2 separate regions of the Homo sapiens genome follow, and region 2 is linked to region 1. The links are chromatin loops, found by intact Hi-C in ENCODE. Cell type or tissue: mammary epithelial cell. All regions are shown on one strand. Each heading gives the region's core, and the rest is flanking DNA. Links, peaks and the distances in the headings are about the cores only.

Region 1 (7,857 bases), core at 1,559-5,558:
TGCTGAGCTACAGAAGTGTGAGCAGCTGGACTGGGCTGGTGGAAGGAGTAGGGAATGAGAATTAGGAGCCCTGGAATCTTGTCCCAGGTCCTATAATAACTGTCTGTGTGATATCCTGCAGGCATTCTTACTGTAACAATATTATACATTCTGAATTTTTCCTCCAGTCCCTCATAACTCTTATTTGTAAAATTGAAAGATAGTATTTTGCCTAGCATATCACATGAGAGATTTTTTTGTGAAGATAAAGAGAAATAGCAGATGAAATATATTTTTATCAAAGCCAGTGTGCTTCCATAACATTTATTTTATTTACATACCAGCTATTATTAGCCTGAGACCAATGTTGTCAAGCATATTGTTAATTTTAATTATAATTCCCACTTATGTGGAACACACTCCCTCAGGACCTTGTCTAACTTTTTGTTTTCTTGGTCACAGGTCTCTACTAAAGCCACTTACGTATCTCTATATACGTTTCTGTTGCTTTCTATTTAACAGACAAGTATTAGTGCGAAAAGTAATAATCTGTTCTAGTGTATTTCCTTGTATGTTTTTCTAGTCATGTATTGTTTTCTTAAAGTGTTCTTTAATACCATTAGACTTAAGTGCTTTAATATAGTTTTTTTTTCTTTGATAAAAAGTATTTAGTGGAGAATTGGTCATCTCATCTTGAATTGTAGCTCCCATAATTCCCACGTGTTGTGGGAGGGACTTGTGGAGATAATTGAATAATGGGGGTGATTTCCTCCATACTGTTCTTGAGGTAGTGAATGAGTCTTATGAGATATGACAATTTTATAAGGGGTTTTGCTTTTTGCTTGGCTCTTTCATTCTCTCTTGTCGCTGCCACGTAACAAGTGCCTTCTGCCTTCTGCCATGATTGTGAGGCCTCCTCAGCCACGTGGAACTGTGAGTCCCTTAAACCTCTTTTCCTTTATAAATTACCCATTCTCAGATATGTCTTTATCAGTAGTGTGAAAATGGGCTAATATATCCCTAGTGCCAGCAATGTGCCTCCCACCCCCCAAATCACTTCTTGTGTGCCAGACTCTAGAATCTCAATCCAAAAAGTGAAAATGGTGAACATCGTAAGGCCTATGACCATGAATACTTCTGATATATCCAGGTTCCCTGAATGTACAGTTTATGTACATTTTTTTAGATTTATTTTGTCAAAGCATTTAGAGAATCTTAGAAAAAAACAAAAATCCCTTTAATATGTTCATGAGGTGATTTTTTTCATTGCTGTTAATTCTCAAAACTCTGTGTTTCAGGTGAGGTGGTGAGAGTGGCGGGGGCGGGCTTCAGGGCATCTGATGTGGTTTAACTAAGCTAATCATGTGCAAGAATAAACCTGGCTCCAACACTGAACTCTGACTGTTTTTCTCAACAATTTTATTGCTAATGGTGGGTCTCAAATTAATACCTTTCTCCATATCTCACTGTTGTTTCACGTTCATTCTGAGGCCTCCATCATAATGAGCCACCCAAGCCCTCAGCATGGTTCCCACAGACGCATCCTGGAAGCAATTTTATGGCAGTTTAGAACCTAGTCCTAGGGGAAGCAGGTATGTAATATTTCTTTGGATGTTCCATGATAATCCCCTTGTGGCAACTGACTATTGCAGACAGGAGACCCAGAAGCAGCCTTTCTGTTACATGACATCATCCTTCTGGATACTTCCAGAGCTTCCACAGTGCCAAGTTCCCTTCCCCTTCCAGAAGGATCACTCCTTTATTGCTTCCTAGGTCCAGAGTCAGGAGAGAAGAGAAAAAGCGAATGCAAAAAGCAGAGTCCACATTTTCTCTCCTGAGAACCTAGGTAACTGTGATTTCAGTGATTCTATGAGAAAGGATTAAAATATAGATCAGTCATTCTCTGCTAAGTGGGCCAAAAAAGCATATATAGGATTATTTATTCATGGGTACAAAGAAGCCATCTAAATATTTCAAACACAAATTAAAATTTTAAAAATGCATGAAAAGAGATTACAGTGTTTAACCTTAACTCATATGTAGTTACAGGTATAAACCTGCTTTTGAGAATAAATGGTGCCATTATCTTTCTATAAGTTTGCCCTTCCTGATGAAATTATAAATACAAAGGCAGTTTTGTGGATAGATGAGGTGTTTTATTTTACTTCACTATGAACTTCCATATAATTTTGCTTTAGATTGTACATGCTGAGCAATTAAAAAAAAATACCTTGGTACAGTGATTGTTAGAACAATTCTCAAGAGTCCACGGTACCCAGACAGATGTAATCTGAAGGGGAGCTGTGAGACACTCATGGCCAGTATCCTCCCATCTGCCAATTTTGCTATGATACCTGGTGTGGCCTTGGTGGGCACATTTTTGGGGTAAGGAACCAAAGGTCCCAGTTAAAGTATACATTTTTAACTGGGGAAAGAGACACTTTAAGTCTACCTCAGCATGACTAGCTCATTGTAACAGAAGGAACTCAGTCCTTAGAATTAGGCTGTCTGGGATTTGAATCTGGCTTTACCATTTACTAACCTTGTGATCATGGGCAGTTTATTCATCTTCCAGAGACTAAATTTGACCATTATAAAATGGCCATATTTTTCTGAAACTGCAAGTCGGATGAGAACGTCACATGGAAAGTGTTCAATGAATGTTCCCTTTCCCTTTAAAGAGCAGGGTCCATGAGGAGTGAGCCTGAACATACAAGTTGCCTTATGCACAGAGAGGGTCAGGGGATCAGGATGATGGTGGCACTTCATCAGTGAAGCACCACTTGACTATGGGGTGACCAGGGCAGGAACTCTGGTTACATGTGACCTGTTGCCCCAGACGAACCTGCTAGGTGAGGAGAAAGGATGTAGCCAGAGGGTGCCAGAGGCTCTGAAATATTTATCTCTTAATAATGCTGCAGGTAGACTCCACTGATAGTCTGTATTTCCTACAGATCCATATTCCCCAAACATAGAAATAATGCCAAAAGATTGCATCATCAAGTATCTCCTAAAATCCCAGTAACATAATAATAATAATGCAATTTGCAAGCTGTTAATTTGTACCTCTCTATCTCTGTGACTCTCCAAAGGTTTATGCCTTTTTAAAATGCCGGATTTTTTTTCTTTCTTAGACTGCAATGTTCCTCTAAGTGCTAGAATATTCTGTTCCTTTGGCTTATTTCCAGTCTTTAGAGAGAGAGAGAGAACTCAGTCAACATTGGCCATTTCCTGTCTGCTTGCCAGCTACCTCTGAGAGGCAAAGATTCCGGAGCCAGGTGCTTTTTGTTTTCTTTGTCTTTCTCTATTCTATATATGTTTGTGGCTACATACACACATACACACAGACACACACACACACAGACACACACACACACACACACACACACACACACTGTTCCAGACCCTAGGATGGATATTAGAGGTACAACAGAGATTAAGGTACAGTTCCTGCCCTCGAGCAGCTGGTGTAATTGGTGAGATATATATTTTTAAAAGCTGACAATTTCAGCGGCAGAATGCTTTGGGAGCCTTAGAAGAGGCATCCAAGTCAGTCTGGGTTTTTCTAGAAAAGCTTCCTGAGTGGGAGGACGCCTGAGTTGAATCCTCAAAGACCAGTGGGTGTTATCCAGGAAAAAAAGGAAACAGCCTGTGCAAAGACACAAAGAAATGAGAGCATTTTTAATTGTCTCTAAGAACTAATAATTGATAGGAAGTATAGTATGATTGTGAGGAGGCAAGAAATGAGATTTGAGGGATACTCAGCAGCCCCCTCACAATAGACCCTTTAAGTCTTGCTAACCTTTGGACTCTACCCTTAATGTTATGGGGCTGGTGTGATGGTGATGGTGGGATGCAGGACAGACTAATGAGGAAATGACATACTCAGATATGGATAGAGTATAGATCAGGGCCTGAACTATGTCAGTGTGGTACAGGTTGAAATAGGAAAATGTTAATGTTCTTTGAAAAGATGTTTCACTGACAGAGATGAAGACTTGCAAACACAACACGCATGTAGAAACACATCAGTGTGAGTCAGCTTAGCCCTCGTAGAGTAACGTCACTGTTATTATCAAGTAGGCAGTATTTGCCCAGAGGCTGAAGAAAGCCATTCCCCACTAGTTACAATAGAAATTCATTTGTTCATTCATTCATTCACTTAACAAATACTCATTGAGGAGCTACAATGTTTTAGGCTCTATAATAGGTTCTTCAAAGTTTAAAAAATTGCATATTTTTAGTAGTATTCTTCAGCTAAATTCTTTAAACCTTTTACTTGCCTGTGATACTCATTCATATACCCAGTGCCTAGGTACCGTCTAGCATGGAATAGGGTTGTAACAAACGTTTGTTGAATGAATTGTTTATTGAACATGGCCCTCCTCCACCATGAAAAGGACAATGGAGAATCACCTAGGTAGTATAGGAGCAGGAGCCCCCATGCCACCTGCTATTTCCCCTCTCAGAAGCACAGAAGTGGACTCTTCCTTCCTCCTTCTAGCTACCCTTAAGGATGGGAATGGCAGGAAGACTCAATAGAGCTTCCAGAACATCTTCATCTGTAGATGTGTCCTATGATTGCAAATCTTAAAGGAAGTAATCAGTAACAATTAAATAACTGAAGAGTGGTCTGAGAAAGTGGCAATGAAGTATGCATGGATCTGGAGAACTGATTTTTTGGGGTGGTGCACCAAATTTACACATTTCTCTTGTAGAAATAGAAGAAATGTGATTTTTAGGCTGGGTGTGGTGGCTCACACCTGTATTCCCAATACTTTGGGAGGCTGAGGCAGGAGGATCACTTGAGCTCAGGAGTTTGAGACCAGCCTGGGTAACATAGTGAGACCCCATCTGTACGACCAATTTTAAAATGAAAAAAATTATCTGGTCACAGTGGTATATGCCTATGATCCCAGTTACTTGGGAGGCTGAGGTTGGAGGATCACTTGAGCACAGGAGGTTGAGGCTGAAATGAGCCTTGATTACACTACTGCATTTCAGGCTTGGTGACAGAGCAAGACCTTGTTTCCAAAAAAAGAAAAAAACAAAGAAATGAAATTTTTATGTCTTCAATGTTTTTTCTCCCCTCCCCACTTCCTCCTTTCCTTCCTTCCTTCCTTGCTTCCTTACTGCCTGCCTGCCTGCCTGCCTGCCTGCCTGCCTGCCTGCCTGCCTTCTTGCCTTCTAGCTGTGTCTTAATGTCTGTATAGCTTATCCCAGAGGATCAAACTAAAAGAATGAGATCTTCATCCTTGGGCATGAGAAATTATGTCAACTTTCACTGTGTGGGTTTTGGGGATGGTCGTTCCTGTACTATGGTTGATCTCCTGCTTGGGTGTAAGATCAAAGGACATGGAGAAAACTGCTCTGGAACCTGGCATCTTGAAAGGGCTGAAGAAACCCTTCCAGATGAGCAGGAAGTTTGATCCAAGAAAGACAGAATAAGGAAAAAATATTGGAGGATATAAGAGGAAATTAAAAGCAGGCAAGGTGTTGATGATTAGAAGAATGTGACATGGAGAAGAAAGATGAAGGAGATGAAACCCTATATCCCTAGAGTTCTGAGGAGGAGCTAATTTACTACTGTGAGGGGAAGCTGGATTTGCTCTCTAAGGACTAGTGTGCTATGCTTCACAGAATAATGGAGAGGAATGATGATAAGTAGCAGGTTTTAGCACTCCCATTACTGGTCCAAAAGAGATATGGGGCATGCTACACGGAGGGCCTTCAGTGGTTAACAGACAACTTCACCATTTTCCATCACTTGCGTTGAACAAGTTAATGAGTGGAAGTATTTAAAATTGTTTGGCACATGGTGGGTCTTCAATAAGTGTCCAGTATTTTTATGATTATCATTCTTCCTTCTCAGGTATCTAGGATATATGTCTATAGGACACATAGGACAGAGGCTGAGAGACTCTAGAAACCCACTATCTTTCTGCTGGTAGGATCTACCAGTGGTCCTTCTTGTACTTTTCCATCCAAAAGATTCTCCCTTTCCTATAAAAATTGGGGTTTGGAGGCCAGGCACGGTGGCTCACGCCTGTTATCCCAGCACTTTGGGAGTCCAAGGCAGGTGGATCACCTGAGATCAGGAGTTTGAGACCAGCCTGGCCAACATGGTGAAACCCTGTCTCTACCAAAACTACAAAAATTAGCCGGGCATGGTGGCAGGTGCCTGTAGTCCTAGCTACTAGGGAGGCTGAGGCAGGATAATCACTTGAACCTGGGAGGCAGAGGTTGGAGTGAGCCAAGATCGTGCCACTGCACTCCAGCCTGGGAAACAAGAGTGAAACTCCATCTCAACAACAACAAAAACAACAACAACAAAATTGGGGTTAGGAATCTCAAGAACTCCTGGACACAGATGCCAGTTTCAATTCTCCTTCTAAGTTAGTAATCGTAATTTTGAAAGAGAAAAGAAAACTTGAAAACGGAACTCTCTAGCTCCAGAGATAGTCAAAGCTTGAGTTTTCTCAAATATGGCTCATGAAAGCAAAATGACAAGAGGCAACGTGTGCACCAAAAACACTGGGAAGAGTAAAGAAAAAGGAAAGAAAGCAAGAGACTCACCAACCTAATTAAGAAAGCTTCAAACTGAAATTTGAGGGGGAGGAGAAAAAAGGCCTATAAAGTAGATATGATGAGAGACTGCTGGTATGGCACAGAAAGAACAGTGATGCGGGCGGTGCCCAGTAATTTACTGAAGAAAATAACAGGGAAGATGTTTGAGAACTATATTTATGATCTCAGGTTGTATACAGATTATAAGTAATAAATAAAGCTAACCTGGAGTTTTAACAGTAGGAGTTAAAATCCACTGTCGTAGAAAACACTGGGACCTTGTGGGCTAGCATTTAGAACAACATGCAAAGGTTCGTCTTGTTCAAAGGAAACAAACTGATGAAATAGAAGTGATGAGCATGGGCCAAAGCCTCAGCTATTTATGGCCATCCACATAATTGAAGCATGAATGCATGATGGAGAACATTACTGAATGTAAAAGGAGAGAAGACAGAAGTGACTGGTGTTACTGGGTGAGAGCATACTGTGTTACTTGATCAGGTGCAAAATGCAAGTGCTGATGTGGTAACTGAAACAGAGTCTATACAGGGCAATGTCATGGTCAAATTCCATTATCCAGACATCTGCTTGACCTTTCCATCTTCTAAAAGCCGAGCATTTGATAAACTGCCTCAGGGACAATATCATTTATCGAAAGTCATAAACTCTAGAAGTATGAACTCGATGCTGATCTCTTGTAAAAAAAAATCAAGAAACTTCAATAAAAAAATTTTAAGTGCTTAATAAATTGAGCTAAGCGTTAAGATGAGTAAGACAGACATGAAGCTTACCTTCCAGCAGGAGATACAGATGCCAAATAACTCATTCCACAATTGATTAAGTTGCAATTGTGAAGTATATCACAAAAGAGAAGCGTAGGGTGATGTTAGATAAAATAGTGGGACCCACTGTAGTTGAAGGGGGTGCATAGGGAAGGTTTTTTTTGGGAGGAAATGACATTTGTGGTACTATTGGAAGAAATTTACTTGGCAAGAAGGCCCTGAGAGAGAAAATGGTGGGAATGTTGGGTCTGACAAAGGTTAGGACTAAGGAAGGGCATGGGAAGGTAAAGCTCCATCATGGGTTTCCAAGCTTACACTATTCCATATCAGCCTCTCTGAAGAAAGGATACAGGATTATGTCAATTTCAGAGGACATCACTAGGGGCATTCTGCAAGCCTCTATCCTTGGGGTGGCACTTTCATGTGGAAAAGGAATAATGTGAGAATTATTTTGAGTGGCTCCAGAGGGTAGAGCTAAGGCTCAAATGCACATGTCACAGGGATGTGCAATGTATGAAACGTTCTTTTA
Region 2 (7,857 bases), core at 2,351-6,350, 63 kb before region 1:
GAGAGAGAGTATGGAAAGAGCAGGTATAAAAGAGCAGCCCTATCCCTAGGGCTGAGCTAGAGCACCCAAGGAAGAGCCCCCTGACTGCCCACAGCTGTGATACAGACCTTGTTGGAGGGCATGACCGTGGTTCCCTGGGTAGTGGGGAATTAATTGTAATGCAGTGCTGGTGGAACTTGCTGAAACTGTGTTCTCTAGAACTTGTTAGAATTCCACCCACTAGGATGCCAGGGAAAGCTTTTCACAGGAAGGTATATTGCTGGAGGCTCTTTGCTGTGAAACTACCCAAAGGGAGATGCCAGGAGAAATGGCTGGTCACTGACTGGTACTAGCTTCTATGCACTACAGGAGCCAGATGCTGGAGAAGGTGTATGTGCTGTAGGATCTGGGCACTAGAGAAGCCATGCATGCCAGATTCAGAAATAGGGAGGAAGGCCCCTTCTTCCTGCAGTGTCATTCCAGCACCTGCTGCTGACAAAGCTTGACATCGTTCTAGGTGGCAAAGGAAATATATTTATAAGGCTCAACTCTATTCACAGAGCAGGCAATGAAGGGTGAATTTTGAGCTAAGAGGCAATAATTGAAAACTAGCAAGTAAGGTGGTGATTCTCAAAAAAGTGATCTGTGGATGACTGGGCATCCTGGAATTCTTCCTGGGGGTCTGTGAGGTCAAGACTATTTTCATGATAATATTACAATTTTATTTGCCTATTTATTGTGTTGACATTTGCACTCATGGTGCAAAAGCAGTGGTGGTAAAACTTCTGGCAACAAACAAAGCAGAAAACAAAGCAGTGACACCAAACTGTACTAGTTGTTGTTGTATTATTCACCTCCATATATAATAAATGATCAGTTTCTCTTGAGAATCCCTGATGAAGCTGTAGGAATTATTAATTTTATGAAATTTCAAACCTTGAATACACATCTCTTTATTATTCTGTGTGGCAAAATGGGAAGAATGCATAAAGTAATTCTGCTGCCTATCCAAATATAATTGTTTTGAGGAAAAGCAAGTGTGCAGTTATTTGAATTGCAAGCTGAACTAGCTGCTTTTTTCATAGGATGGCATTTTAAGTTGAATGCATGACTGACAGACTATGGTTATGCAGACTTGGGTATTTGGTAGACATTTCTTTAAAATTAACAACAAAATGAGCCTGTCACTCTAAGGAAAAACTGAGCATTTGTTACCAGTGATAAAATTCAAGCTTTCAAGTGGAGATTAGAATTTTGGAAAACTTGTATCTGTCACCATGAGCTTGCCAGCTTCCCAATCCTTAAAAACTTTTCTAGATTGATGACGATATTACAAACATGATTTTTTGATATTGTGTAAAATGTATCAGTATTTAGAAAATCTGATACCCCAGTGAATTAATATTTTTTAAATGACCAATGTATGCAGTCCGAGAATCATTCGTGGGCCAAAGATCTATTTAAAGTGTAAGATAGGCCAGTGAATTTTAATGTAACAGAAGGTAAAATGTTCTTTGATATGGTTTCAGATTCCATATTGCAGCTAACCTTTAAGACACTACCACTTGTTGAGTTCTGCCTAGTACCAAAGAATTTCCACAGTTATCTGCAAAGGCTATTAAAATTCTCATTCCTTTTCCAAGAATGTATCTGTATGAGGTTGAATTTTCTTCACCTATTTCACTCAATATACCACAACAGATTGAGTGCAGAAACAGGTATGAGATTCCAGCTGTCTTTTATTACTAAGTCAGACATTAAGGCAGTTTGCAAAGATGCAAAATAATGTCACTCTTCTCATTAAATTTTTTGTTTTGAAAAATATGGTTATTTTAATTTAAAGTATGTTAATGATTTATTACATTTTACATTAATTAAATGTTTAATTCTCAATTAAAATTTTGAATACAGTGCACATTAACAGAGAAAACTCACATACACAAAAGCTCTTTGGGGTACCCAATAATTTGTAAAGATTTTAAAGGCTCCCTGAAGACAAAAGGTTGAGAACTGCTGATATAGGAAATCAATGGGTGGAAGTTGCAGATTGTGGCTCACAGGTAAGGAAGTACTATCTGAAAACTAGAGCTGTCTCAATCACGCTAGTAATCAGAAAAGTGAAATTTAAACAACCCAGACAGAAACAATTTTTTGCCCCTCACATTGGCAAAATATTTAAAAAATCTGATAGTGTTAAGTTTGGTGAGAGTAGGTAAAAGTAAGAACTCTCACTTAATGTTGGTGAAGTCTGAGTGGTATGATCATTGGTAAGAGCCCATTGGCGATCTTTTTTTTTTAACTGACTCATATGCTTTGAAGACAAATTGGCAAGAATATACACTGTTAACCTTTTTTTTTTTTTTGTAATTGCAAAACAAGCAAACCAAGCCCTGCATAATGGATCAATACAAAGTGGCACCTTGATATAATAGGTCCCATATAGCTGTGAATGTACTTGCTCTCAAAATGTATATATAGACCTTAAAACCATAACATTGAGTAAAAACAGAAAATTGCAGAGTGATAGGTATTGTACGATATAATTTATATATATTTTAAAAGCCAACACTTGAAGAATATATTGATACATGTTCGGTTGAACCACATAAATTTATTTTGTGTGTGTGACAGGGTCTTGCTCCTTCACCTAGGCTGCAGTGCAGTGGTGGGATCATGGTTCACTGCACCCTTAACCTCTCAGGCTCAAGCGATCCTCCCATCTCAGCCTCTTGAGTAGGTGGGGCCACAGGCGTGCACCACCACACCTGGCTAATTAGAAAAACTTTTTTTTTAGTAGAAGACAAGGTCTTGTCATGTTGCCCAGGCTGGTCTTGAACTCCTGGCCTTAAGTGATCCTCCTGCTTCAGCCTCTCAAATGTTGGGCTTACAGGCATGAGCCATCATGCCTGGCCAAAATTAGATTCCTTAGGTCAAAAAATAGTTGAATATAAGCAAATTCATATTATTCAAATTAAATATAGAAAAGTTTAAGAAATAGCCTTGAAGTAATCACACCAAATTCCTGTGGGGAAGATGGGCCTAAACTAATGAGAATAGACTTCAACTTAATCTATAACATTTATTTTCTTTTATAAAAATGAATAAAATGACAAAATGCCAAAGTTGTAAATTCTAAATGGTAGATATTGGACGTTGGTTTTACTATTATATATTAAGGAATCTTTTTAAAAGAAACTAGAATTGTCCAAAAGAGGATGAAATGACTTAAGAGGCAGCATGCTTCACTTTACTTGCTGGGTCTAGCATGTGGGAAGAGACATTAAACTGTCCACTGGGGAGATGGCCAGAAAACTCATGGCCTTTACTCAAAGGGGTAAAGCTGTTGTTTCCAGCAGCTTCAGGTCCCATGGCAGCCTGTTGTGTGGGGAGGAGTCACAGGGATGACGGATTTCTTTAGAGCCCCTATAAATCTCAGTACATAATTAGGTCCCTAATAGGCTGACTTCTGGTATTTGGAAAAGGAAGATTTTTTGTAGCAGAATCTTCACTTAGAAGAGCTGAAAATACTGACTTCTGAGAAATACTGACTGTCTAGTTTAACAGGATCCATTTGGATATTTTTCACCAGCACTGTGAAAGTTAGAATGGTCAATTAGTCACAGACAAAATGGACTTAAAATGTTTAAATTGTACTAAGGGGCAGCATGTAACCTAATGTATACTGAAGCATCTTCTTTGAGTTGTATTCTTATTTTTGCCATTTTTGAATTACTTTTAAAGTAGAGCTTTTAGTGAGAACCTTACAAAGTAAAAAATGAATGATACAATACATAAGCAGTTCATTCTTATAAGAAGATGCTATTTGTGGATCTCTGATGTGGAGGGGGAAAAAAGACCACCTGACTAGGGTTAAGAAAATTCTGGTCTATGTGGACAGCCAGATCCTGTACAAGTGAAATTCCCACCAAAGAAACTGTGTAGGAAGTGAAAAACTTGTGCCTTGGCAGTGATGACTGGAGAGAGCAGTGAAGTCATTGTGGAAAGACTGTGTGAGGAGCTGGCCAGGCACTTGGTTGGGAACAGCATCCCAGGGGAGATGTGTCCCCAGAGGATTGAAGGGGAGATGGTCCAATTTACCTGTGTAAGGGATTACTTACTCTGGGATTTGGGATTTTCTGCTGAGTCTGAAGGTTAATTCTGGAATAATGGATTGAGCTAGCAGTGGAGGGTGATTCACAGCAGAGGCCTGACTCTTGCAAATGAGTCAGGAAATAGGAGTGTGAAATATGGCAGGCAATGGCTAAATAGTTCAGGGATGGTTATTGTTATTAGAATGTGTGAGGCAGTCTTCTCCTATATATAGCATGCGGGTCTGAGCATTTGTTCAACTCCTACCTCCAACCAAAGAACTCAATGTGACATCAGGCTGGGGAGAGCTGCTTGTCTAGGTGAAATTACTTAGGGAATGCCAAAGGAGCTTCAAATTATTCACATTTCAATGACATTTTTTCATGAACGATATAGGACTGCTTAGAGCCAGCTGTCAGACAGATAATGACACTGAAATGTGCTCTGAGCAGGGCCCTAGACACTTCAGGGTTTTATTTCTCTAGGTTTATGGCCAGGCCAAGGTAGAATCTTCAGTAAGCCTCTGTCCTTTACTCACTCCGCCCTATGTCAAACTGGTCCAAGTAAGTTGCCTTTTGTAATGTATCTGAAGGACCTTTTCTTATTACTCATTAATCTCTGTCTTCTTGGTTTAGCACTGAGATAGTTTACTTGTTCTCCAATTAATTCAGTCATTCATTTATTTAATATACATTGACTAGTATATGAGGTACAATTAAAAATAAATCTTGTCCTCTAGAAGTTTTTCATCTACTGAAGGAGATAAGGCACATCCTCAGATAGTCTTAAGGCAGAGTGGAATGAGAAGTGCTGTATCAACTAAGAGCTAAAGGAGTTCAGAGAAGGGAGATGTTCAGATGGTGGTGTGTGGTAGAAGGCCCTGGAGGAGGAGATAATTGAGAGCATTGCAGAAGAAACAGGGCAGAGCTGTAAGTGCTCTGACCAGTTTGTGATTTGGTGTTCCTTCAGACTGATGGCCTTTGCCATCAAATCCATTTGCTCAGCATTTGTTTAGCAGAGAGAGAGAAGCCCAACAGAAGCCTCTTCTTTATTGCTTGAAGTCATTCAGACCTGGCCTCAAGCTTGTATACCCTACTTAGCAGGAGAAAAGCCCTGCAGTTACCTGGACCTACTCTCCTTGGAAGGCAGTGTAGCTACCTACCATCTGTGGTTATTCACACTTACCCCTGCCAATATTCCCCATCCCTAAGTGTCTTTATTAAATTATTCCTTCCTAACACCTACAGTCCTGTATCTGAAGGGAGTCCTAGTAAACACAGTTTGTTCCATTTCATTACAGCTTTAAGCATTGCTGGGGTATTTGCCATCTGGCTCTTTCCTTAATCTAGTTCTGGGAAGAAGTAACAGCCTGAACAAAGGTTCAGAGGCTGGACAGCTTGGGGGTATCAGATCAGAATGTGAGAAGAGAGAAGGAAGAAATGCTGCAAACACCATCAGCTCAGAGAGGTCTTTGAAGGCTAGTGTATCTAAGAGAATTGGTGTCAGATCACTAAGGCAGAGTAAGGCACTGAAAGATTATGAGCCGGGATTATGATTTACATAATCAGATTTACATTTTTCAAATTATTTTTTGGTTAATACCAGGAAATAATGGATTTAAAAATGTATAAAAATTATGTATTCTCATAATTTTTCTCTATAAACTTTTACTTTAGAATGTTTTTATCAGAATAGGAACAGCTCCGATCTGTAGCTCCCAGTGAGATCAATGCAGAAGGTGGGTGATTTCTGCATTTCCAACTGAGGTACCTGGTTCATCTCACTGGTACTGGTTAGATAGTGGGGGAAGCCCACGGAGGGCAAGCCAAAGCAGGGTGGGGCATTGCCTCACCCCGGAAGCGCAAGGGGTCAGGGAACTCCCTCCCCTAGCCAAGGGAAGCCATGAGGGACCCTGCCATGAGGGACTGAGCTATCTGGCCCAGATACTATGCTTTTCCCATGGTCTTCACAACCCACAGTCCAGGAGGTTCCCTTAGGTGCCTACACCACCAGGGCCCTGGGTTTCCAGCACAAAACTGGGCGGCCATTTGGGCAGACACCCAGCTAGCTGCAGGAGTATTTTTAATACCCCAGTGGCACCTGGAATGCCAGCAAGACAGAACCGTTCACTCCCCTGGAAAGGGGGTTGAAGCCAGGGAGCCAAGTGGTCTAGCTCAGTGGATCCCAGCCCCGTGGAGCCCAGCAAGCTAAGATCTACTGGCTTGAAATTCTCACTGTCAGCACAGCAGTCTGAAGTTGACCTGGGATGCTTGAGCTTGTTGAGGGGAGGGGCGTCCACCATTACTGAGGCTTGAGTAGGTGGTTTTCCCCTCACAGTGTAAACAAAGCCATGGAGAAATTTGAACTGGATGGAGCCCACCGCAGCACCACAAAGCCACTGTAGCCAGACTGCCTCTCTAGATTCCTCCTCTCTGGGCAGGGCATCTCTGAAAGAAAGGCAGCAGCCCTAATCGGGCTTATAGATAAAACTTCCATCTCCCTGGGACAAAGCACCTGGGGGAAGGGGTGGCTGTGGGCACAACATCAGCAGACTTAAACGTTCCTGCCTGCTGGTTCTGAAGAGAGCAGTGGATCTCTCAGCACAGTGCTTGAGCTCTTCTAAGGGACAGACTGCCTCCTCAAGTGGGTCCCTGACCACCATGCCTCCTGACTGGTAGACACCTCCCAGCAGGGGTTGATAGACTCCTTATACAGGAGAGCTCTGGCTGGCATCTGGCGGGTGCCCCTCTGGGATGAAGCTTCCACAGTAATGAACAGGCAGCAATCTTTGCTGTTCTGCAGCCTCTGCTGGTGTTAACACAGGCAAACAGGGTCTGGAGTGGGCCACCAGCAAACTCCAGCAGACCTGCAGCAGAGGGGCCTGACTGTTAGAAAGAAAACTAACAAACAGAAAGGAATAGCATCAACATCAACAAAAAGGACATCCACAGAAACCCCATCGGAAGGTCACCAACATCAAAGATCAAAGGTAGATAAATCCACGAAGATGAGGAAAAACCAGTGCAAAAGGCTGAAAATTCCAAAATCCAGAATGCCTCTTCTCCTCCAAAGGATCACAATTCCTTACCAGCAAGGGAACAAAACTGGATGGAGAATGAGTTTGATGAATTGATAGAAGTAGGCTTCAGAAGGTGGGTAATAACAAACTCCTTCAAGCTAAAGGAGCATGTTCTAACACAACACAAGGAAGCTAAGAATCTTGAAAAAAGGTTAGACCAATTGCTAACTAGAATAAGCAGTTTAGAGAAGAACATAAATGACCTGATGGAGCTGAAAAACACAGCATGAGAACTTCGTGAAGCATACACAAGTATCAATAGCCAAATCGATCAAATGGAAGAAAAGATATCAGAGATTGAAGATCAACTTAATGAAATAAAGCACGAAGACAAGATTAGAGAAAAAAGAATGCAAAGGAATGAACAAGTCCTCCAAGAAATATGGGACTATGTGAAAAGACCAAACCTATGTTTGATTGGTGTACCTGAAAGTGATGGGGAGAATGGAACCAAGCTGGAAAACACACTTCAGGATATTAACCAGAACTTTCCAACCTAGCAAGACAGGCCAACATTCAGATTTGGGAAATACAGAGAACACCACAAAGATACTCCTCAAGAAGAGCAACCCCAAGACATATAATTGTCAGATTCACCAAGGTTGAATTGAAGGAAAAAATGTTAAGGGTAGCCAGAGAGAAAGGTCGGATTACCCACAAAGGGAAGCCCGTCAGACTAACAGCAGATCTCTTGGCAGAACCCCTACAAG

The links. Peaks named below come from ENCODE experiments on the same cell type or tissue, not always from the same donor. Only the 100,000 strongest peaks of a DNase experiment are listed, where the experiment ranks them.
Region 2: a loop joins it to region 1, with 10 times the contacts of the local background. A loop is called at or near these places in 1 of 110 quality-filtered maps.

What each region holds. Positions count from the first base shown.
Region 1 is chr2:147,521,254-147,529,110 of GRCh38, reverse strand. No RefSeq gene overlaps it. Among named protein-coding and RNA genes, the nearest start is that of ACVR2A, 320 kb to the left of the region's middle. In mammary epithelial cell, for the core only: no CTCF peak of the experiment used is centred there; a DNase peak (open chromatin) is centred at 4,020.
Region 2 is chr2:147,584,803-147,592,659 of GRCh38, reverse strand. No RefSeq gene overlaps it. Among named protein-coding and RNA genes, the nearest start is that of ACVR2A, 260 kb to the left of the region's middle. In mammary epithelial cell, for the core only: no CTCF peak of the experiment used is centred there; a DNase peak (open chromatin) is centred at 4,219.